Linked DNA regions of Homo sapiens: region 1 is linked to region 2. Evidence: chromatin loops called from intact Hi-C (ENCODE). Cell type or tissue: heart left ventricle. All regions are shown on one strand. Links, peaks and the distances in the headings refer to the core of each region. The heading gives the core; the rest is flanking DNA.

The links. Hi-C counts contacts between places; a loop is a spot of excess contacts. Peaks named below come from ENCODE experiments on the same cell type or tissue, not always from the same donor. Only the 100,000 strongest peaks of a DNase experiment are listed, where the experiment ranks them.
Region 1: a loop joins it to region 2, with 2.0 times the contacts of the local background. A loop is called at or near these places in 6 of 110 quality-filtered maps.

What each region holds. Positions count from the first base shown.
Region 1 is chr13:44,282,789-44,288,171 of GRCh38, forward strand. No RefSeq gene overlaps it. Among named protein-coding and RNA genes, the nearest start is that of SERP2, 88 kb to the right of the region's middle. In heart left ventricle, for the core only: no CTCF peak of the experiment used is centred there; no DNase peak of the experiment used is centred there.
Region 2 is chr13:44,188,677-44,194,059 of GRCh38, forward strand. No RefSeq gene overlaps it. Among named protein-coding and RNA genes, the nearest start is that of MIR8079, 4.8 kb to the right of the region's middle. RefSeq lists an enhancer at 1-333. In heart left ventricle, for the core only: a CTCF peak has its summit at 2,931 (motif pointing right); no DNase peak of the experiment used is centred there; H3K27ac peaks cover 631 bases.

The DNA of each region.
Region 1 (5,383 bases), core at 108-5,107, 94 kb after region 2:
CCTTCACATGCCGGAGCCAGGCTGAGATGTGCTGTCCACAGAGGCTCCCCTGTCCAGGGCAGGGTCCCCATTCCGCAGCTCTTCCAGTTCTGCCTTGAACCCTCACTCTGAAGGCTCAAAATCTAGTCTCACCCAATGTCTAATCTGAATCTAACCCCAAGGAAACAACCAGAAAAATCCAAACTGAGGATTTGTGAAATAACTGTCCCAGACTCTTCAAAAATCTTAATGTTATAGAAAGACCACAACAAATCTGAGGATTGTTCTCTAGACTAAAGGGGACTCCCCAAAACTCCCCACTCCCCAACAGGCCCCAGTGTGTAATGTTCCCCTCCCTGCGTCCATGTGTTCTCATTGTTCATCTCCCACTTATGAGTGAGAACATGCGGTGTTTGGTTTTCTGTTCCTTTGTTAGTTTGCTGAGAATGATAGTTTCCAGCTTCATCCATGTCCCTGCAAAGGATGACACCAGAGAAATGACAACTAAATACAGTGAATGGTCCCGCATTAGATCCTAAAATTTTCTTAAATGCCATAAAAGATATTAGTGGGAACATTGAGGAAATTTGAATAGGATGCATATTAGATAATATTGTTGTATAAACACTCAACTTTGAATGTAAAAATTATATTGTAGTTACATAGAATAATGCCCCTTTTGCTAGGATAGAAATGATGAAGTATTTTGGGATAAAGGCTCATGATGCTTGCAACTAACTCTCAAGTGGTTCAGCAAGAAATAAACGCCTATGTACACATGTGTACATGGAGGAAAAGGAAGCAAATACTACGAAGTGTTAATATTGGTGAATCCAGGTGAAGGGTATTCAATGCACTATTCTTGCAACCTTTTGAAGATTTCAAATTTTTCCAAATAAAAAGTTGAGATTCACAACACAAAGCAGAGGAGATATACACTGTTGGAATTCTTACCATTCCTATTTCTCTCATGACTCTCCAAGATCCCTACTCACTAAACTACCTCCACCACCCTTCAGGAAAGAAAAAAACTCATGCAGAACAATTCAAGAAACAGATGTGAGGGGGACGGGGAAGCTAGCTAGTCAATAGCTCATTTACTTGCAGATAAACATACTCTGAATTCCAGTTTAGATATAACTGAGACCCCATTACACTTGTAAACACTGGAGTTCATTCATCGTATACATTTAGGTATATGCCCATTGGTTGACACAGGGTAGGAAAAGATGACACTAGTACAAATTACTAGGTCTCAGAAGTCCAAAAGAGGACCTGGGGCCCCAAGACACATCCCCTCTAAAATCCTTTAGCCAGGGTGAGATTATTGCAGGACTCACAATTTTTTCACCAGTGCCAACCCTATTCTTGGCTGCAGGTTGACACAATATACAACAAAGATAGTATTAAGTACAGGTAGAGTTGAAGCTTTCTAAGCCCACTTTCAGGAATCAACTCAAATTCCTCTCTCTCCACAAATTTCTTCTTATTCATTGCTTTAAAAACACTTTACTTGTACCTCTATTAGAACTCAGCCAAATGGATTTCTGATACAATTCTCCTTCAACAATTTTGTCTGTGACCAAACCTTGGTGAGACCACATGATCCAATATTTGACCAGAAAAATGCAGTTGCTATAATTATAGAGATTATTGTATGGTTCCTTTATTACAGTTATTTGGGTACATATCTCTCTCCTGCATAGAGTATATATTCCCTCAAGGGAGGGAGGATTGTTATTCTTCTTTCTGTCTCCTGTTTTGCCCTTCATGAGTAAGTGACTCCAGCCCCTGTCTCAGTTCTGTTGTCACCCATATGCTGATGATGCTCACGGTCACTCCTGCTTCTCTTAGCAACTTCAGGTTAGATATCCAACTCCCTGCTGAACAAGTCCTCTTTTTTTTTTTTTATTTTACTTCAAGTTCTGGGATACATGTGCAGAATGTGCAGGTTTGTTACATAGGTATACATGTGATATGGTGGTTTGCTGCACCCATCAACCCATCATCTAGGTTTTAAGCCCTGCGTGCATTAGGTATTTGTCCTAATGCTCTCCCTCCCCTTGCCCCCAACTCCCCAACAGGCCCCAGTGTGTGATGTTCCTCTCCCTGTGTCCACGGGTTCTCATTGTTCATCTCCCACTTATGAGTGAGAACATGTGGTGTTTTGTTTTCTGTTCCTTTGTTAGTTTGCTGAGAATTATGGTTTCCAGCTTCATCCATGTCCCTGCAAAGGACATGAACTCATTCTTTTTTATGGCTGCATAGTATTCCATGGTGTATATGTGCCACATTTTCTTTATCCAGTCTATCACTACAAGGAACTTAAACAAATTTACAAGAAAAAACCCAACAACCCCATCAAAAAGTGGGCGAAGGATATGAATAAGTCCTCTTTCCGCCCTCCAGGTACTTCATATTCATCCAAACAAAGCTGAACTCATAAACTTTCCCCACATCCTCAAAATTCTGCTCTCTCTCTCATATTCCCTATCTCAGCTGCCCCATTCAGCCAAGCTGCAACCTGATTCATCCTTCTCTTTTATCTCATCTCCCTCAGCCAGCCCATCATTAAAGCCAATTTCTTCTTTTACCTCCTAAACAGTCCTTAGACCCATCCCCTCCTCCCTGCCTACCCTGCCTTTTCCTAGCTGAGGAGCTCACTGTCTCTTGCCTGAACTGTTGAATAAGACTCCTGACTCCCTGCTTCCACTGTTGACCCTTTTGAGCCATCTTCTTTTTTTCTTTTCTAAGTATTATTTATTAAAGAAATATAAAACACATTAAGCACTAAGAATGATAATTTATTTTAATGTTCTGGGGTCCATGTGCAGGATGTGCAGGTCTGTCGCCTAGGTGAACGTGTGCCATGGTGGTTTGCTGCACCTATCAACCCATCACCAAGGTATTAAGCCCAGCATACATTAGTTCTTTTCCCCAGTGCTCTCTCCCCATCTGCTCTCCCCTGAGCCATCTTCTATTCTGCAGTTAGATGACATCTAAGCCTGTCCCTCTCAACATAAAACATTCTATGGCTCCCCAATACAAGAGAATAAAGGTCCACACTTTGCCCAGCCCCTCAGGTCCTGCATGAACTGAACTCTATGCTTCTTATTTCCTTGTTGGCCTTTCCCTGACTTACACTTTATTCTCCAGCTGTGCTAAAGCACTTGTAGTTGCCAATATGTAGCCTGTTGTTTGGCGTTTCTGCACCATCACTCATGTTCCTTCCTCCGTCTGGAGTTTCTGTCTATCTTTTTGACGTAGGTACCCCTTACCCACCTTTCAACACTCAGCTCAGCTTCCATCACCTCTTGAAGCCTTCCCAGAAGCTCCAGGCTGGGCTGAGTGCTGCTTCTCTGTACCCCTGAGGAATCCTCTGTATACCTCCCCCTTGGCCATGACTCTGTTACATGGAGATCCACACATAAATCTGGCTTCCCAATAAAAATTGCAAATTTTTAATGGCAGAAACTGTCAATTTTCATTTGCCTCTAAAGCAGCTAGCATGGTGCTAGGAAAATAATAGATGTTCAAAAATACTTGTCAAAAAGCATACTAATTACCTCCCACTATAACTAGCACAGAGCCATGTTGCGAGAGATGCCCAATGGATATCTTTGGAATAAAACATCCACTGTTTTGTTTCCTGGGCCAGAAGGTAGGGAGGAACACAGCAGACCTGTCATCAGAATCCCAGCCGAGGGATTCTGATGACAGGAGCACAGGGCCCTGTTGCTTCCCCCAAGCACTTTCTCCAAATGCAGCATGAAACAAAGGTAGTTAAAGCAAGAACCCTTTTTCTTGTGCTGTCTCCCAAACCAATTCTTTTACCACCATCCTGGGCCCCTCTCTTTCTCCTGGTCCCCTGAGGTTAGAACCTGCTATCCATCTGTATTTTCAGACTTCAACGTATTGCTTGCCTCCTCTCTATTCTGTCATAGTGCCTGCAATTCCCTTTTTCTCACATTCTAAATTTATATTCCCTAAACAATCCGTTTAGAAGGGTCTGTGAAACTCTTTCTCATCACATCTTTGTAGAATGGCTACTCCCTCTTTGGGCTATATCATCCTAGAATCCAAGATTTCATACACACAGTGTTCACCTGTCTCTCCTGCTGAGACTGTAAGCTCCTTGAGGCCACAGTCTATGGCCCATGTATCTTTGTGTCAGGAGGCCTAGCCCAGTGTCTAGTGTAGGACCTGGTTTATATAGCTGAGTAGCTGAATATTTTCATATAGAGAAAGAGAGTAGGGTCCTGAGAGAGTAGGGAGGATAAACTTTGATGGTGGACAACAGGAATGATTGAGAACCAAATGGATGGGTTAAGCCTCCTGTAGTTTGACGTGATGATGCCCCGCAACACCTCAGGGTATTGAGGGTGGATGGAAGGGATGTGAAGACGGAATGGAGAAATCATTCCCAACAGATTCTGAGAAGTTTTCAGTGGTATTTCCTATGCCTCAGGCTCTGCATCAGGAGTCTTCCTGGAAGTTCTGGAAAATCCTGTAATAGTAGAGCTTAGAGGAATCACATGTGCAGATATTCTATTTAAGTTCAGGCCCATCAGTTTGGTCTCCTTAGTATACTCAAAATCCCACATGGGCTAAGATCAAAGTTTTCATTTGCCTTTAATTCTGGCAGCCCCTCCTGAATGCTTTCTTACCTACAGCAGGTGGCTAGAGAATGTTTGGTGGCTGACAGATTACGTTTTTGACATTGAAAAAGTCTTTAAACATGGAAGTGGCTTCAAATGAGTTTTGACTAATTCTCAGGCAAACAGTCCCAGCCAGATTATATTTGTTTAATTTTTAATGCACATTTCACCACCCCCAGGGATGTCAATAGCCTCTTATTGATTGTGCTTCTAAAAGTCAGGAGTGCGTCCATATAGAAAAGATTGCTGAGTGAACAATGGTGAGCACCATGCTATCAAAGACATCCCGGTGGCACTCCCCAATGAGGGTCTTGTTTTTCATCTTTGATTTATTGTTCAGTTTAAAGCCAACTCCTTTCACACTCATAACTATCATGTCCTCATTCTTAAGTTGCTTGGGGTCATGCTAATTAATACAATAGAACTTCAGTCTTCTTATCTAAAACAAATACCCTAAATGAACCAAGGAAGCTGAAATAAGAAAGTCCAGGTGTGCCCAGAGGAGTTTATAAGCCCAAGAGTGAAAAGCAGAGGAACCTATAAGAGATACAAAATGCAAAGATTTGTTTCTGATACATAATGACAGCCAACATCTTTCAAATATTTGTTAGGTGCCAGATGCTTTTTAGACATTATCTCATCCAACTATATGTATTCCTACAAGATAAACATGATTAATCCCACTTCACAAATAAGAAAATTGGACTCTCAAACAAGCCAAGTATTTTGGCCAAGATTTCTCAGCT
Region 2 (5,383 bases), core at 218-5,217:
TGTCCTCCTGCTTCCAGTCTACCCAGACAGTCCATCCTCTGACCTTCCACCTGAGTGATCTTTCTGGAAAACAAACCAATCCTGTCACTCCTCTGCTTCTTAATGCCAGAGTAGGATTCTCAACTGAAGACTCCCCTGAACTCCAAGAATCCAGGGGCAAAATTGTACATTTATGCCATGTAGCAGAGGTAGTTAGTGATTAACAAATATTCCTTGTGTATCCCCATATATTCCAGCCTCCCTTGCAGTCAGGTTGGAGCATGGGACTAATTTGATCAACTCAATGTGGTAACATGCTGTATTTCATGGTTATCTGTGGCTCTGATTGGAAGTCATGAAGGTTGGATGGCTTTTTTGAATGGGGAAACAAAATAGTTACTTCTTACTAATTCCAATATTTGGGGGGATTAAAAACAAATTTATGAAGACACGTGAGCCATAGGAAAAAAATATTTAAAGAGAGTCCTTAAGAATGAATATTGTGGACCTCTGGCCTACAGAAAAAAGTCCAAACATGACACTCACATCAAAACAGATGAGACACAAAAGCCATTCTGGTTTTGTTGACAATAAAGTCTTGTTGCCCTGTGCTTTGCCAATCTGGACTTTGACTAATTATTTCCCAGTTATGCTTTACACTTCCATGTGGGCCTGCCCTTGCAACCTCCAGTCCCTCATCTCCAGCCTGTCCAGTTCTCCCCTTATCCTGCAAGACCCAACTAAAATGTTGAACTCAACCTTCTCTGCTGAATTCCCATTGCCCTCAGCCATAATTTTAGTCACAATGCTTCTTTCATCATATTGGCATCCCTGACTGTTCGTTAAAATGTGAACTTCTCCCACACATGTAGTGTCTCCTTCCCATCTCTGTGCCCCCAATGCCTAGGATAGTGCCTGGCACAGAGGGGGCATTCACCAACTACAGTCTCCTTGGAGGTACTCTTCTAGGCTCCTCAGATGGGTGGGTTGCATGTGGCGATGAGTAAACTATTTATCTAAGTGCCCCCTTGCTGTTCCTCAAGCGTGCCAAGCCTGCTTTCCCCCACAGCCCTCACGTTTGCACCTATCTCGGCCCAGAACTCTCTCCAGACCTCACATAGCTCTCTCCCCCACATCAGTCAGAGCGGCTTTCTCTGGTCCTTCTCCCTTTATCTCCTTATTCTGCCTTGTGTCTTCACGGCACATCTGGTACATTTTATTTTGCATTTACTATTAAGTCTGTTCATTGTCTCCCCCAAGTAGACTGTAGGCTCTGTGAGGTCAAGGGCTTTGTCTTGTTCATTGCACATTAGTGGGCACTCAAAAATATTTTTGAATGAAGAAATAATAAAGTTATCATATTTTAACACATCAAATCTGAAACCAAGCCTCATTTTTCAAGCGTTCTTTTCATAAAGCCGTAAAGCTTTAGATTAAGAAAGGAATTTGGAGGGTTTACTTGAGCTCTGTATTCTCATTTAACTGAAGTGGAAGCAGAGATCTCTGACAGCAAAATAACTTGCCCCATGCAGGGCTGAAGCTAGAACCCTTGTCTGACTCCTGGGTCTTGACTCCTAGCACAGTGTTTTGCATGTGGTAAGCATTCAGTTAATCAATGAGTGTTAAGTTGAATTAAAACTAGAAAAGGCTGAGCAGTTTGATGCCTGTGTGTGCAGCTTTCTGCCCTGTTTATAAACTGAGCTCAAAAGACATGGGCCTCTAGGGAGTTACTTGAGAAAACAAAAGTATAGCAGATGGGGATCCAGGTTCTTACCCTGACACATGGACTCCGTTGGGCAGACCTAGACCAGTTAACCACACAACTACCTGACCCTCCACACTGCATGTCCCCGAGATCTGTAGACATAGCTGGCACTGTTTCCTGGTCACCAGTGGATGTTAAGGGTCAAAAGAGAAAAGGATCTCTCTTTTAGCCAGGAGCACTGACTAGGTGACTGCTAGGGAAAAGCAAGAAATGCAGCGTCAGCCCACCATGGTAGGTAGTGGTTGAGGAGCCTGAGAACTAAAGCTCCTTCCGTTCTCAACCTCACACTCTGGGCCAGTTACTGAAATTGTCTAGACCTTCACTTGAAAAATAAATCCTATAGTTAGGAATAACCAGGGTTTCATTACAAAGTTCTTGGCACATACTCCAGGACTAAATTATATATGGTAGTGGTGCAAATTGCCAATCAAACAGTGCCTTCCACAATGAGGGGCAAACATAATGAAACCTTAGTTTGGTAGATCATAACAAAATTGCTCATTATTTCTTCGTCTCTCCTTTAGATGGAAAAGTGTCACCTTTTCTATATGTTCTTTGCCCATTTCAGCTTCTGCCCTCAGACTCTCAGGAATATGGAGAACTGTTTCTCTAAACACTCACGATTAAACAAATTAGGAGATTTCCTAATTGTTTAAGGATGTACGGTTGTTCAACAAGGACCCATGTTCCACCACTCTCCTCTTCTGCAGTATGGCAGACAACCATCAATAACCACAGGGTCCCAACCCAAGCCTTGGAGCTCACCTCATAATTCCTCATGGTCCAGAGAGCCTTCACAATCAACTGGAGCTGTTAGATGTAATGAAATTATTTGCCATCCTCAGTTTCAGTTGTATAAAGCCAGGACCAGAATGTACAAACTGTCCTCAAGCTTTTCTCTAACTCTAGGTCATGCATTTCTAAATCAAAGGCAGTTGCCTGTCTTGCAGGATTTGTTTTCTTTCCTTTTTGTTTTTCTATTTTCCTCTAAGCATACAAGGAAGAACAGAGATTTCAACCATTATTTCTCAGTGAACTAAACATCAAACTATAAGTTTTCAAGTCAGCCATGACCTGGCATCTCTCCGTCTTTTGAAAACGAAGCCAAACAATCTATGGTGCGGTCTCCTTAAGCTGTGTCCGAAATATGCAGGGTTGTGCAATATGCAATGTTTTGGTCAGTCACTAGGTGGCATCTAATTGAGGCACCGGGTGAACTCTCCCAGAAGGAGCGTGTTTTAGAGCACACCACAGTTCTCCATTTTGGCTGCCATTGTTTGGTGGGCGTGTTGGAGTTAATCCATTGCCATCTGTCTTTATTTTGCTAACTTACTCAGTCGGACGCCACACAATTGAGTTCTGCAAATGTCGGCTCTCCAGTACAGCAATTACCGAGTCTCTCTCTAAACAATATCACCGCACGGCATTCTTCCTGCCTTGCCTAGAGCTTGAAACATTCAGGCTCATTTTGACTTTCTTTGCTTATAGCGCTTGTCATCTTCAAAGATGAAAGAAAAATGGTCTGAACTCAAAGCCACAACAAGGCATGGCTTCTCTTTCCAAACTGAGTACATACCAATCAACATGTTCCTATTACATAAAAACCCCAGGCAACACAGCCAAGGATGTGGGCTTGTGCTTGTGCAGTCCAGGAAGACACCACCGCCTCCTCCAGGATGCAGACAGAGTGCATTTTGTTGTTGATGATGATGTTGTTCTTTTAATATTTGAGGGACTGGTGGGAGAGGTGGCAAGTGAGGCACATGGAAGTAATAGGAGAAGGAAGTTAGGAAGGAAGGAAGGAGAAAGAGAAAGAAAGAAAGAGAAAGAAAGAAAGAAAGAGAGAGAGAGAGAGAGAGAGAGAAAGAAAGAAAGAAAGAAAGAAAGAAAGAAAGAAAGAAAGAAAGAAAGAAAGAAAGAAAGAAAGAAAGGATATAGAGGAGGAGTGGGGAGTGAGCTGATATTTGAAGGACCTAACTTCCATTGCTGTTCCAGAAGAGGGATGAATTAATAATCTCAGTAACCTAGAAATGGTGTTTATTTTCCATTGTTTGCTCATTTCATTCATTCACGCATTGTGTATTGAAGACCTACTCTGTGTGTCAGGCAGTGTATGAGATGTTCCAGATACAAGTGGGATCGATTCATCAAGATTCATTGTCTTCTTTGAGCTTACATTTTGTGGGGAGACAGACATTGATCAAGTAAACACAAGCATGATAGCTGTTGTGAAATAGACACAAAAACACACAGGGTGTTGCACAAGCACACAATGGGTGCCCTCACCTAGTCTGGGGGCCAGGAAAGGATCTCTGAGATAGGTGAAGATGAAGGGGGTTTTTAGAGTATCATTCTTCTTTGTTGAACTCTCACGTGCCAAATACTCTGCTTTGCAATTAGCAGATGCTAGATTCATATTTGGTGACCAACTAGCAAGTGAGGAAGATCTAGCAGGATGAGAACCAGTGAAAATACAGCCCAGTCCCTGATGGGACTAATTCCTCCTTAATCCTTTGCTTTTGCCTTTTTTTCCTGCCAAAATTATATAAAGATTTGCATCCATCTTTTATCTTTATTTAAGTCCATTTTGTTCAAAGTTTTCAATGCCTGGTAAACCAAAAGTGAATTAAACATTAACATATTAGTTTACATTGCTATCTACTGTAGTTCTTCAGAATCGATTCACTGTTTAAATTTTAGAAAATAGGAGGCAATTTGGGGAGCAAAGAAGAGGAAGCCAGAAAAAAAGGGAACATACTGTGTTTGTCTTCTCCGCTGTATTACCATATTTTCAAATGTAATTTCTGTCTTCAGGGTTTCCACTATGAAGCAGAGGGAGTCCATATCCTATGTATTGACATAAGATTCGAGCAAAGGCAAACCCACGAATATGCAGTTTTTGGGAACTGTAAACTCCCTGAGTTTCATTACAGGTGCTGGAATAGGTGGATATTGAAAGGATTTAATGTGGTCTCACTACTTACCAGTGCATTTGTGAATGACCCATTCTTGTAGGACTTTATCTTGTCAACCAAGTCTATTTGTCATTAAATATTTGTGGTCTGAGTCCTTTAAAGTCATCTCCTGGGAGAACTGCATTGCCAGGTAGTTTGAAGACCAACGCCAGCTACATAGTAACATAAGGAGCCTTTGCCTTGCTTTATTTTGGTCTTAACTCATTGCTCCCCTAAGCTGAATAGGGAATGTCAGGCAGCTGTCCTTCATGCCACTGAGATTCTCCTGCCTGAGGCCCCAACCTTCCAGAAGGTTCAGGTGGCTGGGGCCTTCCAGGGGGAGTGGCTGGGTCTGTGAGGTGGCCCATGGATAGAGCTGGGGTACCCTCTTCCTCCCACCTCTCTGGGATCTGCCTGCACTGTGGACCTGGTCATGTCCTGGGGTGGGGGTGCAGAGGGCAAGTGGGGATACCAGGGGAAGAAGAAATGTCACTTGAGCTGTGGCAGACACTGGAGGGCCAGGCCCTGCACAACAACCACTGTTACCATGGAAACTCCCAAGGAGACCGCCGAAGGCCACTAGAAGCAGCCTTGGTAACATTCTTCCATTTCTGACCTCTCATTACATTTGACATAATTGACCAATCTCATTCTGGAGACTTCTCCTTCCTCGGTTTATGTGACA